Regions from separate parts of the Homo sapiens genome. Here regions 2 and 3 are each linked to region 1. The links are chromatin contacts, found by Hi-C or POLR2A ChIA-PET in ENCODE. All regions are on one chromosome and are shown on one strand. The core of a region is the stretch at or near the end of the contact, and the rest is flanking DNA. Distances in the headings are between cores, read along the strand shown. Region 1 holds the start of SMIM36 (small integral membrane protein 36). Region 2 overlaps STXBP4 (syntaxin binding protein 4). Region 3 has its middle 26 kb from the start of HLF.

Evidence for each region. Hi-C counts contacts between places; a loop is a spot of excess contacts on that map. ChIA-PET counts read pairs that join two places held with the same protein, here RNA polymerase II (POLR2A). Pooled maps may share reads with other maps.
Region 2: a map of A673 shows a loop between it and region 1 (12-fold over the local background). The contact joins the enhancer-like site here to the promoter of SMIM36 in region 1. A Hi-C loop is called at or near these places in 7 of 168 maps with a recorded cell type or tissue (A673, Caco-2, IMR-90 and 4 more), 7 of 37 single-sample maps with no recorded cell type and 12 of 50 pooled maps. POLR2A ChIA-PET finds 5 or more read pairs at or near these places in 1 of 52 experiments (OCI-LY7).
Region 3: a loop to region 1 is called in a map of sigmoid colon, with 5 times the contacts of the local background. The contact joins the enhancer-like site here to the promoter of SMIM36 in region 1. A Hi-C loop is called at or near these places in 5 of 168 maps with a recorded cell type or tissue (PC-3, heart left ventricle, posterior cingulate gyrus and 2 more), 5 of 37 single-sample maps with no recorded cell type and 17 of 50 pooled maps.

The regions. Positions count from the first base shown.
Region 1 is chr17:55,509,073-55,514,151 of GRCh38, reverse strand. SMIM36 (small integral membrane protein 36) reads left to right here and starts at 2,700. Exons shown (of 5, transcript NM_001395421.2): 1 at 2,700-3,273. The coding sequence starts at 2,818. The coding sequence ends at 3,099.
Region 2 is chr17:55,054,460-55,059,538 of GRCh38, reverse strand. All of the region lies in intron 12 of STXBP4 (syntaxin binding protein 4), which reads right to left. Among named protein-coding and RNA genes, the nearest start is that of STXBP4, 88 kb to the right of the region's middle. Within about 2 kb of position 2,843, at least 2 of the 41 ENCODE cell types and tissues checked have a DNase peak (open chromatin) inside an H3K27ac peak, as active enhancers do; they include A673 and PC-3, where a contact is called at or near this core.
Region 3 is chr17:55,236,239-55,241,317 of GRCh38, reverse strand. No RefSeq gene overlaps it. Among named protein-coding and RNA genes, the nearest start is that of HLF, 26 kb to the left of the region's middle. RefSeq lists a silencer at 2,646-3,115. Within about 2 kb of position 2,862, at least 27 of the 41 ENCODE cell types and tissues checked have a DNase peak (open chromatin) inside an H3K27ac peak, as active enhancers do; they include heart left ventricle, prostate gland and sigmoid colon, where a contact is called at or near this core.

The sequences.
Region 1 (5,079 bases), core at 1,451-3,950:
TGGGTGAGGTTAGCCCCAGTATGAATAAAGGAGCCACCCAGGTTAATTAAGTAAAACAAGCACCCAGCATTTCACCGAAGACATTGCAAGGAAGTGAAGCCTTCATGAGACTGGACTTCAAATGAACTTTGAGCACTGGTGGAAACAGAAACAAAAAACTCTCTGCTAATAGAAATAAGATACTGGAACCAAAGACAATAGCCTTGAACAAAACATTCCGGGACACCACGGGTATCAGCAGAATGGGGGCAATCTAAGAAGACAGGCCAGACCAGATCACTCACCATGATTAATGATTATCACCATTACACAGAGAAACCTAGATCTGATATGAAAACTCCACTCAATAGAGCAGATCTGTTGCATATATTTCAGTTTAATTTAATGTGGACTAAACTATATGTAGTTCTCATTTCAGAGTCAATTTTAACCAATCCTTGTGTCATCTATTTAAAGTCACCAAATAACTCCCCTAAATATTGTTACATGGAGGCACCTGGGCTATCCAGACTCAGTTTACTATAGAAGTCACGAATCTAGAGTCCCGAGTGGGCAAAAGAAAGTAGGCATCTGGTACATAATGCTGCCTTTTAAAGCCTCGCTTCTGTCTGGTGCATTGCACGTGACTTACAGATGCAACAGACAACTCTACTTGCTGTGTGATTCTGTGCTTACCAGAAACTTTCCAATTATAAATGGACTTTTCCTGTAGATCTGCCTTCAGGAAGAAAAAGCTATGTCCTTGCAAGCACAAAATTAATTCTCTGAATCTGTCGGACTTAAAACCTTGGACAGTGTTGAATTCTGTGTTGAATGCCCCCTGGAATAGCTCTTCACAGATCACCAAAGCCCTGGTGACCGCATATTGGCCCATTTTCTTCACGTCCTTTTTTTCTACTTTTATAGCCATGATTCTCCATCCTGGTTGCAGATCAAAATTATCCATGAAGATTTTTATTAATACAGATCCCCAGACTCTAGTCCCAAAGATTCTAACTCAGTAGATCTAGGGTTGATCCAGGTATCTGTATTCAAAAGAGACCCAATAGATTCCAATAAGGCTGACCCTAAATCTATGGTGTTTCAGAATCATGCATCTTCTGGATTATAATTCCATAAGTTAGTCCAGGACCATAGAATCATGGACGATATTATTTGGAAAAACGTCTCCAGATGCATAAGAACCCCATACTACAACATCTTCAAATGCTCAGGTTCCCATGGAAGCTCAGTATAAAGGAGGCTGACAGGAAGACACTAGCCCATTGAAGCTTAACACTAAGAAACCAGCAGACCTTTGGGAACTTCAGCTTTTAACTAGGAGTATCCAAAAAGTCCTATTAGCTATTGGAGAAAAGGCTACTGATGCCCTAGCTGGCCAAAAATACATATATGAGACCAAGACCAGATACGTAATTTGTGGGTCCCAGTGCAAAGTTGAAAAGTTAAGAATTTCAAGATGGCAACAGCAGAGCATTAAACCAAGTGTGAGCTCTTTCTGAGAATGGAACGTTGTGCAGCTGCACAGGGCACATGCCCATGAAGTAGCCTATGCGGGACTATTGGGACCAGGCTACAACTGAGGCAGGACAGTGATTTGTACATCAAGGAATAACTGTAATCCGATCAGTATCTGATCTTCCTCTCAATTTGCTTGTTTTTCTGCATCCTTGAGGCAGCCTTTGGGAATCTCTTTAAAATGCAAATTCAGTAGTGTCACTCCCCTGTGCAAAAGCATTCAATGGCATCCCATTGCTCTAGGATCATATCTAAAGTCCTGAGTATGGCCCACAAGTGCCTGTGCCTTCTGGCCCCTGTCTACCTCTCCCACCTTGTGCTCCCATTCTCTTTATGCTCCAGTCACACTGCCCTTGTTTCAGTGCTTGCAATTTTCCAGGCTCCTTTCTCTTCGGGTCTTCACATATGCAGTTCTTTGTGGCTAGAAGAATCTTCCCTGTCTCTTCTCACTTAGCTAAATTCTACTTATCCTTCAGGTCATAGGTTAAATGTTGCTTCTGCATGGAAGCTTTTTTGACCCACACTGGGACACGCTGTCCTCTTACCCTCTATTTGTCCCTTATAAACTGATTTCCACTGTTCTTAAATGGCGAATTGTGCAATTATCTGTTTAAAGGCTATCTTTCCTGCTAGACTACCTGCTTCTCTGTCTTATCACTGCCATATCCCCTTTGCTTAGTGTAGTGTCTGAAACACAGGAAGTAAGTACTCAAAAAGTAGTTTTGAATTAACTAATGAGAAACATGGCAACAAATGAAGAAAGGGTGAAAATATCAGGCACTAGTATCTTCTTCTTGTTGAAGAATCACATTTACTTCCAAAGCCTACTGACCTAATCTTCCAAATCACTCCATACATGGCACTAAACATCCCTTATACAAAGACAGCACAATTGTCCAGGACAATCCAATTTTTAGCTGTCATCATGGAGTGCTTATTAACAACACTTACTTTTGCTCACCAAACTGCCTGTGTGGATGCTGAATTATGTGAATGCTCTACTTATATACCATGATCCAGTAACTCATGAGCCATCTCTCTCTCTCTCTTTCTCTCTCTGTGTAGGCGAACTGATGACAGACAGCTTCTGTGTTTTGGTGGCTGTGGTATTAACAGCAAGCTTAAGTTATTAAACCGAGCAGCTTTAATCCTCGAGGTCTCCTGGAGCAGTAGGGATTAATGTATTTTTACTCCAGAGCCAATGTAGCTATTCCGATGCTCTAAGATCTGCTCTCTGCAATGCCCAAACTGACCCCAATTGCCTTTCTCTAGACCCACTTCTCCACCGTGGGAGAAGTGATGGAATTCTACTTGGAGATCGACCCTGTTACCTTGAACCTGATCATCCTAGTTGCGAGCTACGTCATCTTGCTCCTGGTCTTCCTCATCTCCTGCGTGCTATACGACTGCCGAGGCAAGGATCCCAGTAAGGAGTACGCGCCCGAGGCCACTCTCGAGGCCCAGCCCTCCATCCGGTTGGTGGTGATGCACCCAAGTGTCGCTGGGCCCCACTGGCCAAAGGGGCCTGGCCTTTCTTTGGGGGATCCTGCTCCACTAGGAAAGAAAAGCACCATGGTATGAGGCTGGCTAAGGGACACTGGGGAGAGACCACTAGACTTTCCATAGAGACAAACTGCTCCCTATCGTGGCTCCAATTCTCTCAGCACATGTATCCCGCTTGATGAAGGAAGTGAGAGCTCTGTCTTACTTGCTGTTTTCTCGTCACCTTCTTTGTGACAAAAGTAACTGTTTAAGGTAAGAAGCCCAAAGTGGTCTTTAGTCAAATTCTCCAAATGCAAACTGTCAGCAATGCTGTAGTATAATGAAGTTGGTTACTGGTACATTTCTGATGTTGCTGTCCTTGCAACTCACAGGAGAGAATGACTTTTGAGAAAGGATGCAATATTGTGTGTGTGTGTGTGTGCACGTGCACGTGCGTGTGTGTGATAAGGAATGAGACTAACTCCAGTCTAGTCTATTCTTTGCAAATTCTTTCTTTCCAAGGCAACCAGTTTTTTGTTGTTATTTTTCTTTTCTTTAAGAGACAGAGTCTTGCTCTGTTGCCCATGCTTAAGTGCAGCAGCGTGATCATAGCTCACTGCAGCCTTGAACTGGGCTCAAGCAACCTTCCCACTTCAGCCTCCCATGTAGCTAGGACTCTAAGGTCATGACACCACGCCTGTCTTTTTTTTGTAGAGATGGGGTTTCACTATGTTGCCCAGGCTGGTATTGAACTCCTGGCCTCAAGCAATCCTCCTGCCTCAGTCTCACAAAATGCTGGGATTATAGATGTGAGCTGCTGCACCCAGTCAAGGCAACCCCATTGAACTTGTTCAGACTTCAGAACATTATTATTTCTGTACCTACCAGCTCTTCACGTTCTATTCCCAACTCCAAGACAGAATAAGGAATGCATACAACTAAAACAACAAAGCTTGGAGCCTGGGTTCAAATCCTGCCTCTTCTACTTGCTAGCTGTGTGGCCATGGTTAAGTTGAGCCACCTCTGTGTCTCAGGGATAGTGATTGGACCACTAAGCTTTTGGGGCTATTTAAATGAGTTAATTCACCAAAAGCACTTGAGACAGTTCTTGACACACAGGGTTAGCTATGATGATGATCACTGATAATATTTCCTTCCATATGCCTCATAAAAAATTTAATCTCCAATCCTCAAATCCGGCCTGATCCAATACAAAGTTATTGAAAACTCATTGAAAGAATTCTGAGACCCCACAGCTTGGTGTATCTGTCCCCAGAACACTGCCTGCTCTCCCTTCACTCTCTTTGTTGATGTTGAATGGTATGTTTTTTCCCCTGTTCATTAGTCTATTTCCAAAATTTTTGAATTATTATCTCCATTGTGTGTATTTTTATTAACCCTCCCTTCCCTGAGCTCAGAGAAACGTATGTATTTACTTTGAGATTTACTGAACCTCTTCTTTCCATCAGGACCTGTGTGGAAATAAAGAGAAATGAGTGTCATGACCCTGCCATATGATCTTTGCCGCCCAACAGAAGGAAGCAGGGTCAGGCATGACTTAGACAATGAAAGATAAGAAAGCTTTGCAGATGCTCTTTTAGAAGTCTGCATAGGATGCAGGAGTCAACAGAGACACGAGTGTCTGGCACACAGAAGACACTCAAGAAATATTCGAATAATGTTGAATGGCCAATTTCATCTTAGACTCAGGTACCAAAGATAAGATGATTTGTCTTAAAAGATAAGTAGTTATTTTTCCAGAAGAACCAAAGTATGTTGGAATCTTGAAGGGTAGGACAGGAGATGGCCTTTTAGAAGAAGAAATAACAAAAACAAAGCTTGAAAGCAAAATAATTAGAGTCCATTGGTTGTGAAGGTCTGATGGTGTCCAACATGTGAAGAAAACGTGAGAAATTCAATTTTGGTTTCTCCTGTAGAAAACTGAAGAGGAGGGCCTGGCCAGCCTGCCCTGCCAGCTTTGACAATGAGCACTGTTTTGCCTTTGGATTGTTAAGTAGCTGTAACAAACGTGAAGATAATCCCAGTTACTTTGTTTTCAGGTTTTGATGTTTATTTTTA
Region 2 (5,079 bases), core at 1,594-4,093, 450 kb after region 1:
AGGAACCAAATTTTTAATTTAATTATAATTATTTTGTATTTAAGTTTAAAAACTCAAGAAATGTAAACTATTTTTTCACAAAACAAGACTTTACTGTTTTGGTAGAACTCTAACTCACTGTAATCACTGCATCATTTAAGATATTATTGTTGAACTGTAATGTCTGTGTCAGGCACATGAGTCAGTTGAGTAGTATACATAAACACGTAACTGATGTGGCCAGTGTCAAAAAATTAATTAATTATAAATCCTTTTTTACACACCAATATGTACACACAGTAGGCTTATCTGAATATTTTATGCAATCAGCCTGAGTTACAATGATACCTAGGTAAATCATATTAGTAATTAAATTAAAATACTTATTTTTATTAGGCTATATTTATTTTTTGTATTTAGTAAAAATTTGTCCATAAAATAAGTATGGACAAAATTAAATTTAAATTAAATGTAAAGTGAAGACATACTACTGATGCAGAATAAAATGGAGATAAATTAGCTAGTAATATTACTGGAACAATGCAATTGCAATTTGCAAAAAGTGTGTTTACTGTAGAAGAAAATTTTGAAATATATATAAAGTGAGCAATATTAATAGCCATTTTTGCAAATTAATGGTGAATTTGATAAGAAGTTTCGTATTAGCAGTTAAAAAAATAAATAAATAAAATTAGTCACCAGAAGTAAATGTCCAACATTTGTAACTATAAAATGGCTAGAATTTTTGCACAAAAAAGAAAACCATTTTTAGATTGAGATAGTAATTTCAGTTATGATAAAAATACTGGGAAACGTATTTCATAAAAAATGGAGGATATTCAATTAAGTAATAAAACAAATGCCCATCGACTATAAGAACTTTCTAAGAATATCAACGATCAATTGATTAAAATAGCTTTCAGTGGGCCATATCATGCAAGAGACACTACCAAATTCATCCTTCAGGCATGTACTGCCTCAAAGGGTGTCCAAACTTATGATAAAATGTTGATTTGCAGCCTAAAAAAATCAAACTTGCAGTGTAGATATTTTTAACCCTTTTACATCTGTCAAAAAAGTTTCAGGTAGATAATAAAAAACAAGTTTTCATCATGATAAATGGTGCTCCAGCTATGTTGCATCGAAAATTTAAATGTATTAACCCCATCAAAAAGTGGGTGAAGGATATGAACAGACACTTCTCAAAAGAAGGCATTTATGCGGCCAAGAAACATATGAAAAAAGCTCATCATCACTGGTCATCAGAGAAACGCAAATCAAAACCACAATGAGATACCATCTCATGCCAGTTAGAATGGCGATCATGAAAAAGTCAGGAAACACAGATGCTGGAGAGGATGTAGAGAAATAGGAATGCTTTTACGCTGTTGGTGGGAGTGTAAATTAGTTCAACCATTGTGGAAGACAGTGTGGCGATTCCTCAAGGATCTAGAACCAGAAATACCATTTGACCCAGCAATCCTCTTACTGGGTATATACCCAAAGGATTATAAATCATTCTACTATAAAGACACATGCACAAGTACGTTTATTGTGGCACTGTTCACAATGGCAAAGACTTGGAACCAACCCAAATGCCCATCAATGATAGACTGGATGAAGAAAATGTGGCATATATACATCATGGAATTCTATGCAGCCATAAAAAAGAAAAGACTTCATGTCCTTTGCAGATACATGGATGAAGCTGGAAACCATCATTCTCAGCAAACTAACACAGGAACAGAAAACCAAATACTGCATATTCTCACTCTTAAGTGAGAGTTGAACAATGAGAACACATGTACACAGGGAGGGGAACATCACACACTGGGGCCTGTCGGGCGGTGGAGCAAGGGGAGGGAGAGCATAAAGATAATACCTACTGCATGCAAGGCTTAAAACCTAGATGTCGGGTTGATAGGTGCAGCAAACCACCATGGGATATGTATACCTATGTAATAAACCTGCACGTTCTGCACATGTATCCCAGAACTCAAAGTAAAATTAGAAACAACAACAACAACCAAATTTGAATGTATTGACATTTTCAAAGAAGAAAGAGGCTGCTTTATTGTTTTATTCCACTGTATGATACATATTGAAAATATTTGTGCTTAGTTTTCTCAAGCTGATTTTATGAAAAGCATCATAGATACAGTTGCTAACACTGTTTAGTATACGCACGTAAATTGAGTCATCAGTAGTTTATAAAACTGTTAAAAGAAAAAAGGAGGACAATACATTTTCTGATGCTATGTTATTTGCCAATACTTCTTGGCTGAGTTATGAAAGAGATTTACGAAGATTTTCTGTACTTTTAACTCCAATTAAAGGTTTTCTTAAACAAAAGGAAGGTGCATCTATTATTCAGTAACCAGACAAAAGAAAATGGCAGTGTGATTTACATTTTCTCACTAATATCAGTGCATGTAAATGAGTTAAACTACAAACTACAAGGAAAAGGAAAGTTTATGAAGCTAGATAAGTATAAGAGTTTATAGTGAAATTGAACTTTTTCATAATATAAATAAAAAATAATGACTTTACCTATTTTTCTACTATAAGCTAATATGCAGATCTTAATTATTGATAGTGTTACATAAATTGGCTATGAAAACTGAAAAAATTTTGAAGTATGCTTTCTTCATACTGCTAAATTTAGAGTTGCTTTTGTTATTTGTAATACTCCTTGAATTTGATGCTAATATTTTTTGTAGAGTCGGGGGTTCTCCATGCTGCCCAGGCTGGAATGGAACTGCTGGGCTCAAGCGATCTGCCTGCCTTGGCAGATCTCCCAAAGTTTTGAGATTACAGGCATTAGCCACTGGGCTTGGCCAGTTTTTTTGTTTGTTTTTGAGACAGGTTCTTCCTCTGTTGCCCAGGCTGGAGTGCAGCGGCATGATCATAATTCACTGCAGCCTCCATCTCACAGGCTTGAATTTTATGCTAATAATACTGAGCTGACAAGAATTAGTGACGGTACTTAACAGATGTAGCTTTGAAAAGATCTTGCTTAAAAACAAATTCTTCTTAGAAAATAAAATAGTTTTGTTAGTGTGGATGTAAACATTAAAAGAAAAAGATTTTTGGTATTCAATTCAGTCATTAGAAACTTTTAAAATAAGTTTGGAACAATTTGAGTATGTGAATTTACTTTTTCAACTGTAAATTTTATTAAATCTAAGCACAGATCCAGTATTTCCAATGAAAATTCAGTGTAAAAATTGAGATGTGCTCTAAATTTTAAAAACACTAGATTTCAAAGATACAGTATAAAAAAGTAAAAATATCTCATAATGAATTTTAAAAATATTACTGCATGCTAAAGTAATATTTTAGATAAATCCAACTAAATAAAATATATTAAAATTAACGTTACCTGTTTCTTTTTCCTTTTTTAAAAATGTAGCTCTTAGAAAATATAGCAATATATTGTGGCTTTCATTATATTTCTAAGGGACATTGCTGTTCTAGACTATTACAACAGCCTTTTATCTGATCTTCGGTTACTTCCCAACTTGCTGTCAGTTTAACCTTAAAGTATATCCTCCATTTATCCCTTTATCCATTCACCAAATGTTTGAGTACCTAATAACAGCTATTGTTGTAAGATAAATCAGAGAACAAATCCAAGATAGCTGTCTTCATGAAGCTTACCCTCCAGTTGGGGGACACAGATAAAGAGCAAAACATAAGTAAATTATTTAAGATGTAAGATAGTAATAGTTATACTAAAAGAAACTCCTCCACACACAGTAAGGGTCAGAGGAAAGATGGTGCAAAGAGACCAGATGAGCTGGAGAATGAGTAAAGGGGTGGAGGGGAGAAGTGTGGAAAGAGCTGAGGTACTTTAAAAGGAGTGTTAGGATGGGGAAAGGACAGCAGGTCATGTAGGCCCTCATAGGCTTTAACAGTTACTTGGAGGTTTCTACTTGCAGCATTTCTGCCTTACTTTGACTGAGATGGAAAGTCCTGGAGAGTTCTAAGTGCAGTTTTAAAACAATATTTCTGGCTGCTTTGTTCAGATTAGACAGTATGGGAGTGAGGCAGGGTAAAAGTAGCGTGATCTGGTAGGAAGCTATAATAGCAACACAGGTGGGACCTGATGGCGGCTTAGACCACTGATGGAAGTGGTGAAAAGTGGCAAAATTCTGTGATTTCTAAAAAGTAGGCCCAACAAGTTGGTTATGGAGTATGAAAGAAAGAGTGGGGTCAGATTATACGTGGAGACAGTTGTTCATTTTTCTCTCCTTGTCAAATATTTTAAATGGCAGTCCTCTAAGATCTTAGGCTGGTATTCAACTGCTTATATGTGTAGGCCCCAACACACCCACCCAAATGTCATTTCCTAACAGCTTCATCTTTCCGTGTTTCCCTTATGTTCCTGGGCCTTTGATAGTGATGTTGATAAAAGAATACATGTCAAAACTAGTATTCAAAATTAGATTCCTGACAGGTTTAGGCTCTTAAATTCTCAAGTCCTATGAAAAAATTGTAAGGTAGGTACTATTAACACTTTTTCAGACATGAAGACAGAAATATATTAACAAATAACTTAAAGTTAGCATAGAAAAGGTTTATTTTGACCACAAACACAAGCAAATTTCCCCTTTTATGCCATGATTTTCATGCTGTTTTCTCAGCCTGAAATGCTCTGCCTTTCTGTGTCTGGGTCAGCTCACGTGCCACCTTATCTATGAAAAGTCCCCTTATGCCCTCAGTTAAAATTACATTTTCCTCCTCTTTATTAAATAGTTAATACAAATCATTTCCACCTCTTAATATTTTTTCTTCTATTATTTGTAATATTTGTTGAGTGGTATGTGCTATACACATTATCATCTATGTGTATTATCTTAATACCTCTAATGTTATTGTGAAGGATCCCATTATCAAACCCATTTTGCAGATGAGGAAGCTGAGACCCATAAAGGTGAAGTAGTTTGACAAAGGTCAAAAGCTAGCAAGGAGCAGGGTCAGGGTATAAACCAAAGGTATAACTCCAAACCCCATTATCTACTGCACTTATCCTTAGGCCAATTCACTGTGTTTTTGTTTTTGTTTTGTTTTTGAGATGAAATATCACTCTATTACCCA
Region 3 (5,079 bases), core at 1,613-4,112, 270 kb after region 1:
AGGCTTCAAGTGTAGTTTGATCAGGGTGTAGCTTCCTCTGCTTCTCCCTGTTTATCAGGTGTGTGGTTGGGTTGGATCCTCTCGAGGTGGAAAGAGGGCATCAGTAGTTATACCTGCTCTTCCATTCCTGTCCAAGGAGAAAGGATGGCATCGAGTAACTATAACAAGTCCAGGCTTTCCTCTGATTGAACCAGTCATTGTTACACTAATAATAACAACAGTAACAACAACTAATACTTCATGTACTCTTAATATATGTCAGGCACTCTTCTAAGTGCATCTGCTGCAGGAACTCTTTCAATCCTCATAAAAAGAGGAATGGTGGAAACAAACTAAATGTCTATCAACAGATGAATGCATAAAGCAAATATGGTATAGACATACAATGGAATTCTATTCAACCATAATAAGAAGGCAATTCTGCAATATAAAATGAGATAGATGAACCTTGCATACGTTATGCTAAGTGAAATAAGCCAGTCACAGAAAGACAAACACTGCATGATTCCACTTATCTGAGGAACTCAAAATAGTCAAATTCAAAGACTCAAAAAGTGGAAAGGTGGTTTCCAGGGGCTGGGGAGGGGACAAAATGGGGAGTTACCAATTAGTGGGCATAAAGTTTCAGTCAAGCAAGATGAATAAGTTCTAGAGATCTGCCGTACAACATTGCACCTATAATCAACAATAATGTTTCACACTTAAAAAATTTTAGAAGGGTAGATCTCATGTTAAATGTTATTATAATAAAATTTTAAAGGCAAATAAATAAACAGAAAACCCAAACGAAACGAAACAAAAAACAATGGGACCACCCTGATTTGTTAATTTGGTCAAGCCCAACCCCTGAACTGAGAGAGGAGGTAAGGCCCCCCACCAGCTGAAATTATAAGACTGATACACAAGGTGAAGGATAGATATTAGGAAAATAACCGCAGTATGAACTACAACCATGTGTTTGAAAAGTTATAACTCTGTTCCATGCTTCAGATTTCCTTAGTGATCTAGCTTAATACAGGCAAAACCAAGATACGTTCTCCTTTCATTGTCCACATTACTTACATTACCTTTCGTCACAAATGTTCTAATGTCACAGTATTGTTTTCTTCTTGCAGATACAGATGCCAACAGAAATTGAGTTAGGAAGCTTGCAGGCTTCCAGAAATTCATCAACACCTGATCAGCTTTTCTGCTGCAAGTTAAAGTGACCTCTGAAGAGGTCAAACCCTAGGTCCCTTTGATTCTGCTACTGTTCTGACATTTGCAGAGGGGTGTGAAAACCTCTTTGCTTGTTCTGGCTTGTGTGAGCTGCTTTATCTCTTACCCTAGACGTACAGTAAGAAAAGAGCAATCAGAGACAGGCATTTGGTGAGGCTTTAGTTTGTCCCACTTTCACTCCTGCCCCCACCTCCCACCTTGTCCATGTTAGGTGTTCCCTGTAAGAATGAAATGTACTGATCCGATATTTTCCCATTTTTAAACTTGAATTCAATTAGACTTTTGTCATGGGTCATATAAAGCAGAAATGCATGTGTATTATGATTTCTGGCATATTCTAATGAATCAAGTGTTAATGTCATAAGGCTTCATTGATTTGAAATAACGGGCAATTTACTGACTGAAGGCTAAATATTGGTACAAATGAGTACAACATATTTTTGAAAATAATTTGGCAATACTTTATCAAAAGTTACAAAATATTTGTGTCTTTTATATAGCAATCCCACTCCTAGGGGTTATTAAAAGTGGAGGGGGGAAGCCTCATGCACAACAATGTTCATTCAAGACTGTCTTAGAATAATATAAATGTAAACAATACATATTCTAACCATATGCATGACTAAGACAATTATAGTAAAAACTTCTTAGAGGAAAATATTATGTAACTATTAGTTATTCCCTTTGTTTGGAACACTTTCCACCCCCTCTGCCTTATTTCTCTGCCAGCTAACTCCCACTTAGTCTTCAAGACTCAGGGTACCCACCACTGTGCTTATATAACACCTGGGCACACCTCTATTAAAACATGTATAGCCCACTGCATTGTAACCCATGATTTTGCCTGTTAGTGCCCTCCACTGGATTGCAACTCACTGAGGCAGAGTCTGTCATTTGTGCAACAAGTTAAAAATCAGAAAGCAATGGGGCAATAAATAAAATTATTTCTGATATATAGAATTTAGCTTCAGCTAATTCAGACCTGCCTTCGTTCCCTGCTCCCAACCCCCTCCAGCCTCCAGCAGCAGCAGCAGCAGCAGCAGCAGCAGCAGCGCCCCTGAAGTCTCTTGTGGAAGGTGAGAAATCTACCGATAAGCTTTCTAGTAGGAGTGTCTTTGGGGAGGGAGTGAGTGGGAGATTAGAAATGGGGCCGGTGGAATATTCCTGCAAAACTCCAGGAACCATTAGCATTCCACTTCTTCTTACAAAGATTGTTTTCATGTCTGAGTTGCCCTATATAGTGCAGAAATTGAGAATGCAAACGTGCAAACGATCGGTGTGATCTACTGAAAGGCGATGCGCGTTCCCTTCTTGCAGGCAGAACTGCCTTAGGAAGCATGAAAGTGGACGCAGCCCGGTGCCAGGTGTCAGCGATTTGAGCTCGCTTCCGGGCCCCATTCATTTCCAGCCCGGCTCCCAGATACTTCCCGAGGCGCTCCCTTTTGCCCGCCCGACTTCTGAGCGGAGCGCTCGGGTGTGAGGAGAACCGGCAAATCCTCGCGGGCGCTGGGCGCTCGCGGAGCCGCCCGCGCCCAGCCCCGTCACGTTGGCTGCCGAGCGCATCCCGGCTGCGCCCCGGCGGGGAGGCGCCGAGGGTAGCTAAGGGGAGCAGGTCACGTGAGAGGAGGAGTCTGACCTACTTTCCAGGCGGTAGGCGCATGCGCACTTCCCATCTGCGCTCCGGCCGGGAGGCTCACGTGGAATCGCACGTGCCTGGTCCTGCAGCTAGGGGCTCCTGGCCCGGGGCGCGCAGGGGCGGGTCCGCGGTGGGACCCGCGGAGAGGGGCGCGGCGGGGCGGAGCGCTTGGAGACTCAGTCTGCGGGTCCCGCAATCATCATCCGTGACAACCACAGCCTCTGGAGAGCTGCTTAGGCTCCCTGCGGGGCTTCCCACGAATTCATCACATTCAACATTCGTGAATTCAGAAATTAAGACAAAGACTGCACCTCTGCCCTGTAAATCACTAGTTCCGCAACTCAGAATTTATCCTGCAAATGGGCTTCTGCTCCTGCGAAGTGAAGTCCCTGCAAGGATAATCATTACATCATTGTTGGACATCACAAACGGCCAGAAACAGTCAAAATGTCCAACGATAACACCGGTTAAATTCATAGAAACGTAAATTATGGTTGGGCCACACTTGAAGTTGTCTGCAGCTCTTAAAAACAAATAGACTCTGCTCTCTAGACACTGATATGGAAAGACCTTCAAGATACATTATGTGATTTGTAAAAAAAAATGATGCAGAACAGTGTCTGGGATGCTGACATTTGTGAGGAAAAAAATTATATATGTATATATGTTATGATCAGACTAGTTCTGGAAAAATATATTGGATGACTGGGGGTGGGGGTCAGGGAAGACGCGAGACTCCATACTTATGTAACTTTTAAATTTTGTACCATGGATGATTAATCTTTTTTTTTTTTTTTCCAAATAACATTTAAAAACAGTTATTTAGCACTTACCCTGTGCTGGGCACCAGCTTTTATGTAAATCATTTCCTCCTAGAAAGTTTGTCATGTACAGTATCTGCCGCATTTCCTGTTCTGTTCAGCTTGAATCTTAATGTCTTAAGCTTTCTGATACACAGTTGAGACGTTTTTTAAAATCCCGATATGAACAACCGAAGCCCTCCACATCTTTAAGATTCTTTTCAAGTTCTGTCTCTTGAGGGAAAGTATCTTAACCAAGAGGCTCTCAGCAACAAATACTTGCATAATAAAGCTGACACAGCAGTTTCACATATGTGATTAGCTTTTACTCTCCCGATTGTGAGTTTGTAGTGCAGATATTATTATCACTGTGGTTAGTACATATGTGCCGGTTATATTCGGTTGCAAGTTAACTAAAAGTCCAACTCTAAGTGGCTTGAACGGTAAAGCTCATTTAACTTCAGATTGGATGTTGGATTTCAGGGATACATCGATTTGCCTGCTAAACAATGCCATCAGGAACTTGTTTCTTTCTAATCTTCTGCCAAGGTTTCCATAGTGTCAGCTTCATCTAAAGCTTTGGGAGGCCGGGAGCGGTTGCTCACGCCTGTAATCCTAGCACTTAGGGAGCCTGAGGCGGGCAGACTGCCTGAGCTCAGGAGTTCGAGACCAGCCTGGGCAACATGGTGTAACTCCGTCTCTACTAAAAAATACAAAAATTAGCCAGGCGTGGTGGCTCACGCCTGCAGTCCCGGCTACTCAGGAGGCTGAGGCACGAAAATCACTTGAGCCTGGGAGGCGGAGGTTGCAGTGAGCTGAGATCCCAACTGCACTCCAGCCTTGGGGATAGTGTGAGAACCTGCCTCAAAAAGAAAAAAAAAAAAAAAAAAAAAGTAAAGCTTTGGGAAAGTCTCATTTAGTAAAAGTGCTTCTTCCCAGAAGCAGCAAGTAAACATCCTCCCTATACTCTTGGCCTCAAGTTGGGGCAAGTGCCCACACTTGAACTAGTAACAATAGCAGGAGAAGGAATTATGCCAATTCGTTTGTGTTACTCTATTAGTCCATGTGCTTTGAGGGGAGCTAAAGAAAAAAAAAAAAAAGACAGCCTATGGATGGTGTGAAGTGACCACAATGCCTCTTAATCATTACTGTCACTCCCACCGCTATTATTTCCCTCTTTCTGGTGTGGCAAACTGGATGAAGTGATAGCTCTTGACTTCCTGAAGATTATGTAGGCAGTATACTTGCATTTTCCCTCTACTGTATACCTTCCCAGTGATGGAGTAAGAGCATGAACACATCAGAAAAGTCTATCTCCAATCTAGCAAAACTACTTGAGTTATAATGAGAAATCAGTGATACCATTATGGCAGAATTATATACAAGGAAGTGTGCAAACACCACATTTACGTTCTATCTCTTCAT